Linked DNA regions of Mus musculus: region 2 is linked to region 1. Evidence: chromatin loops called from intact Hi-C (ENCODE). Cell type or tissue: left cerebral cortex. All regions are shown on one strand. Links, peaks and the distances in the headings refer to the core of each region. The heading gives the core; the rest is flanking DNA.

Region 1 (2,919 bases), core at 105-2,604:
AAAGTGAGACCTCACCAGACACTGGATCTGCTACCATCTTGATTTGGACTTCCCCGCCTGAAGGAGGATGAGAAATAAAAGCTTATTTTTAAAACAAGTTTCTTACTGCCATTCCTGAAATCCCAACTGAATTATTGATCTTCACATGTGTGGGCCTCACTGAGCCAGCTCAGTAGCCACATCAAGAAAGGGAGTGTGAAGGCAGGGCCCTTGACAAGCTTCCAGCAGGGAATGCAATTCGGTCTCCTCACTCTGTAGTTCTGGAATCTTTCCTTGTCTTTTTGGGAAATAAGATTAATGCCACTAAATAATAGAAGGCCTACATTCTTGAAAATTTAATGACTGTCCCACATCAAGCAGCTGTCAAATGTATTTGCTTGTTGTCTTGACAAAGTGTTTCATTCCCAGCATCCACAGGGGGTCCTGCCTTCATCGCTTATGAGGGGAAAGTGAGAGGCAACCCTAGATGGCAGAAATCCCAACTTCCCAATTAATCTGTGAATCCCCAAGGTCTGAATCAGCCTGCGTTTTCCTAAACAAGTCCACAGAAAGCAGAGAGCAAAGGATAAACCACCTACAGGCATCTCATTTCAATGTGTTGGACTTATTCACCAATTCCAAGGAGATGTGTGTGTAGCTTTGAGTTGTATACCTTTATAGGGTTTGTTTTATGGTTGGCTGTCCCAATGCCCAGAAAACCTTTCAAAGTGGATTCCCATCTTTTTCAGTTGCCTTTTAAAGACCCTCTCTCCCACATTGAGTCTCTCTTCCGGTCTCCAGGAATGCCTGTTGTCCATTTAGTGCTAGAGTTTAATTCCTTCTCTAAGAACCAGTTCCCTACCTTCCTCACTGACATTTAACTAGATCCAGGTCTCTTCCTAGGCTTTTACTCTTCCTCAGGAAGAATGCCACGTGTAAGTACTGCCAAGGATATCCTGAACTCTGCCCTTAAATACTCTAAAGAGGTTGTGTGGATCGAGATATCATAATTGTACCCTGCTTCCTATCTCCCTGGAAACTTCAGCCACAGTTGCACCCTAGGGACCTATCCTTTGTTCTAGTATCACATCTGCACAGTCCTGGGAGGAAAGAGAAGGTGAATCTCAAATTTCCTATGCCCTTGAAATTAATTACTAGCCTTATTTTTAATTACAGGGGGATTTGAACAAGGCATGCCTTCCAATTTCCTCACTGCTTTCTCCACTCCAGTGGTCCTGGCTACAAGGTTGTCCATTAAAATTCAACTGAATCTCTAAGAGAGTGGTAGTCCTGCCATGCGTGCTTCTTTCATTGAACATTTATGTCTCAAAGTCCACTGTGAGCCAAGCCCCAGTCATGAGTAAAGAAGTCAATGGGAACAAAGAATTCTGTCTGGAGAGAAGACAGACATTTGTTTCCTGCCCTGGTGACTATTTATAGCAATGGCTTCTCTCAGGAGACCAACTGGGGCGATGAGGCAGACAGCTCTCTGGCAGGAGCAGTATATCTACACTCTGTCCCCTACAAAGAAAGCTGGTGACAACTTTAGCTAAAATGGCAGCTGGCTTCCCACACCACCCACCAGTGAGCTCTCTTGCTCGGGTGGATTTCCTCAGTCCTCAGCACTGAGCAACTTCAGACCCACTATCTATGTATAAATTTATTACACGTACTGTTTGATGTTTGTCCACTCCCACTAGACTGCCATGACCCACAAGGGCATGGGTTTGTCTGCTTTGTTCACTGACACAATTCCACCACCTAGAATATTATGCATAGGTGCTCAATAAGTATCCGGGGGTAGCAGGACTTCCCTGAAATTGTGGCATGTTTGAAGCTGAGAGAGTATGATTGTGAATTCAAAGCCAAGCTGGGCTCCAGAGTGAAAGCCTGTCACAAGCAGAATAAAACAACAATAAAAACACAGCTAGGTGGCACATGCTTATAATTCTGTATTAGCACTATGTAGGCAAAGGCAAAGGCAAAGGGCTAATGGGTTCAAGACCAGCCTAAGCTACATAGAAAACTCGTGTCTCCCTCTCCAAAAATTTGTCATTGTTGTTGAATTATCTAATAAAAGCTACCAGCTGAAGAAATCTTATCATCAAGAACCTAAAAACAAAAACTAGACACATCAAGTTAGGGTATGGCATTAAAAATGCTCAACTGAAGGTTTTCATCATAGCTGTACAAATCATTTTTCCCTTCTGCTTGCTGACATCAACAGAGAATAAGGCAGAGGCAGGGATAATGACCAAAATTCAGGAAATATTTTGAGGTGCCTGCCTTATTTGAGGTCCTTTCAAATAGCAGAATCTGAAAGGCTAATTTGGATGTAAGAGCTTTTTCTTTGAAAAGCCAGTAAAAGGGAGGTGAGACAGAGTAGGTTTAAAATAACAGCAATTTCCCTGGGCAACAGGCAGGGCTCAGTGCTGCTGGATACCCTCCGAGGGAGTGTGCAGAACACATGTCACCAAGGGAGGGAGATGTAGTTTATCCTTTCACCAAATCTCCACCCTCAGTTGAGTTGCAGGGGTGGGGAGAGGGTTGACAGAAAGCCTCAAAGATTGCAGTGATGGAGGCATGAAGCTGGAAGTGCTTGACCGATTGCTAACTGACCTACAGGTGACCTGTTGGGCTAAGGGCAGGAACACTGAGAGCACCTGCTACAGATCTCCGCTGTTTCCTATAGACCTCTACACCTGTGTTAGGAACAGTAATTGGATTTGCTCTTTGTTAGTTGTCACGTCAGCCTGTCTCTCATTAGTCTGGTTGCCTAGGGTTTAGATTTTTTTCCCTCTCTCCATCAATAAAAGCAAGAACTGCTTCCCCTGGGAGAAAGAGGGAGCAGGAGCAGGAGTGGGAGAGGAAAAGGAGGGAGAGACAGAAGACTGTTGAATAGAATCCTATAGTGTTTAAAAACGACAGAAGCAAGACTGC
Region 2 (2,919 bases), core at 303-2,802, 110 kb after region 1:
ACATCCTTAGCTTCACTGCAGATCTACCATCAACGGTGGAGTCTATCCCTCCACTCCTTGAATCTGAGCTGGCCATGTGGCCTATTGGGAATAAATAGCAAACATGACACATGCCAAGGTATGGAAAATGCTTGAAAACTGGAGCTGTCTTGTGTTTCTGTTCTCGGGAACATGTCTGCATTGTGGGTGTTCCCAAGTTATTCTGTTAGAGCCTCACAAGCCATATGGAAGAAAATTAAGGCACATAATAAGCCAACAGTCCTAACCTGACAAAAATTTTACCAACAGTTAGTACATGAACCAGGAGCAAGCCAAATTCTCTGCTGACCACAGATTCATGAGCCAAATAGAAATTTAATAAACCAATGAACCAATCCAGAGAAAAGCTGCCCAGGTGACTACAGAATTATGATGCAAGTCCTCGGTTATTGTTTTAAGCCACTGAGTTTGGGGTAATCTTCTGATCCTAACTGCCAGGTATATATGGCCAAAAATGGATGCTGTGAGCCATTTAAAATTAACTCCTCTATTGTCCTACCCTCTCCTCCCTTCTCCTCTCCACTCCTCTCTCTCCCTCTCCCCTGCTCTGGATGACAAGTTTCCAAAGAGAGCAATCTTTCCTTAAGCAATTTGTATTGAAAACAGCTTAACAGGAAAAGCTTCTTGGTATGATTATAGCCAAACAGATGGAATCGAAAAGTTGGAACTTACTACAGAGAAAAATTTGTGGGTGGAAGGGACAATACAGTATGAAAGAGAAAGCTGTCATGGTGGCTCAGTGAGTAACAGCAACTGCCTCACAAGCCTGACGATCTGACTGTAATCCCAGGAATCCATGGTAGAGAAACTCTGCTTCTGAATGCTGTACTTTAACCTCCATATATAAGCCACTATTGCACACAGACACACACACACACACAGAGGGGGGGGGAGGGGGAGAGGGGGAGGGGGAGAGGAGGGATGGTGAAATAATCGCAAGCCTAGAATTTGTTGTTGATTAGGACAAGAAGCTGGAACTACCTCAAAGCCACTTCCCATCAAAAGTTCTCCATTTTTCTCACTGACATCATTCGCTTGACTTTTGATACCGGTATTGTGTATTTAGGCATTGGGCTATTATGATCTAACACATCCACATTATCATATCCATGTGAATCTTCTCTACCAAATAAAACCACTACATTCTTTGAAGGTAAGAACGTCTTTCAGTCCCTCTCAGTGCCTACTTAAGTGTTCAGCACATAGGCATTGATGAGAAACACTATTAGGAGCTGGGGTAACGGTAGACGGTAGCATGATAGCCTGAGTTCAGATCTCCAATACTGACATAAAGCCAAATGTAGTAGTATAGATTTGCAATCCCAGCACTCCTAATATCAAGATGGGAACCAGAGACCTGGAAGCTCCCAGACCATCTAGTCTGATGTATCCAGCAGCAAACAGCAAGAGGCTGCCCCAAACAAGATGGAAGTCAAGGACTTTGACCTCCATGTGCATGTCATGGTACATGTGTGCCTTCATTTGCACATATGAACACATACACACATACACACCAAGGTGGGGAGAACATTACCAAAGTGCATAAATTAAGTCATGAGTTCTTTAGAAATGCAGTGGCCGTTTTATGAAAGAACCCCCCAAGTGTGGGTGAATACATATCAAACTCCCCAAAATGGGCATAAATATATATTTTGTGCTCATTGTGCTCATTGAGAGGCAGCAGAGCAAAAGCTCTGAGAGCATAAATTCTAAGGTCACACCCCCTAGGTGTGACCTCCCAAACTATGAATTGTGTTGCAGCTTCCTCATCTGTAGCTCCAAATCACGGAAGTAGCTTCCTTGGGTGCTATGAGTATGAACTGATACAAGAAATGTAGCTCACTAGGGCCATAGACTAAAACACAAGTCGGCAATAAGAAGAAACAAATTGTGCTCAGTGAAAGAAGCCACTCACAAAAGAATGTACGAATATTCTCTACCACTTGTATGAGACTCCAAAACAGGCATACTCAGAGGGACAAAAGGAAATCAATGTTTGCCTGGGGCTCGTAGTAGGAGTGGAGATTAGTTGTAGGTGGATGTGAGCAATGGTCTAACAGCTTTGGAAATTTACTTTCAAACTCATTGAACGCTCGCTTGCAGCAGATAAGCATCATGGGATGCAAATTATTACACGTTAATACAACTGTTTTTTTTTTTTTGAAATCTGTGAAGGGCTTAGAGAATGGTGTCTAGCCCAGAATCAGCACTGGGTAAATGCTTATTTAAAATATCTAAGCACTTTCCTTGAAATATCTGGGCATAGCAGTGGACTCGGGATGCTGAGCCACCCCTCTCTTTATCCCACCTCCTCTCCTACCCTAGGGATTAAAAGCAGGAATCTTCTTCCTATGAGTCCAGGATGCTGCTAAGCCAGCCATATGTGTCTCCTTGGCTGCTACTGTTCCTCCCACTGCCAGAACTCTCCACAGTCTATTAAATGCCTCTTGTTTATGTAGTTCATGATGCCAATCTGTATTTTATTATATGAAGCCAACTGCTCTTATGCAAGTTTCTTGGGGGAGGAGGAGGGATGGGAAGGGGATGTTCAGAGGAGGAGGAGATCCCACTACTGAGGGAGGGAGATTCCTTCCAACCATGACTCCAAAAAAAAAAAAAAAAAAAAAAAACACAGCTGTGATTACTCATAAAGGCCCACACACCCTGTCCTTGACAAATGTCATGCCACAGGGTAGCTCCGGCTCTCCTCAAAGTCTGGACACCAACACTCTTGGCACGAAAGAAGGGAAAGACTAGAGAGGGAGAAAGAGGAAGGAAAGTAAGGTGAGAAAGCCAAACAATTAGTTTGAAATAGACAGATAGCAAGGCCGTAGCACCTATGATCTATGATGCAGGAAGAGGGAGGAAGGATTTAAATTG

The links. A loop is a pair of places that touch in the nucleus more often than their neighbours do. Peaks named below come from ENCODE experiments on the same cell type or tissue, not always from the same donor. Only the 100,000 strongest peaks of a DNase experiment are listed, where the experiment ranks them.
Region 2: a loop joins it to region 1, with 2.6 times the contacts of the local background. A loop is called at or near these places in 4 of 42 quality-filtered maps.

The regions. Positions count from the first base shown.
Region 1 is chrX:161,976,129-161,979,047 of GRCm38, forward strand. All of the region lies in intron 1 of Nhs (NHS actin remodeling regulator), which reads right to left. Among named protein-coding and RNA genes, the nearest start is that of Gm26317, 92 kb to the right of the region's middle. In left cerebral cortex, for the core only: no CTCF peak of the experiment used is centred there; DNase peaks (open chromatin) are centred at 1,521 and 2,506.
Region 2 is chrX:162,082,743-162,085,661 of GRCm38, forward strand. All of the region lies in intron 1 of Nhs (NHS actin remodeling regulator), which reads right to left. Among named protein-coding and RNA genes, the nearest start is that of Gm26317, 15 kb to the left of the region's middle. In left cerebral cortex, for the core only: no CTCF peak of the experiment used is centred there; DNase peaks (open chromatin) are centred at 745, 1,866 and 2,465.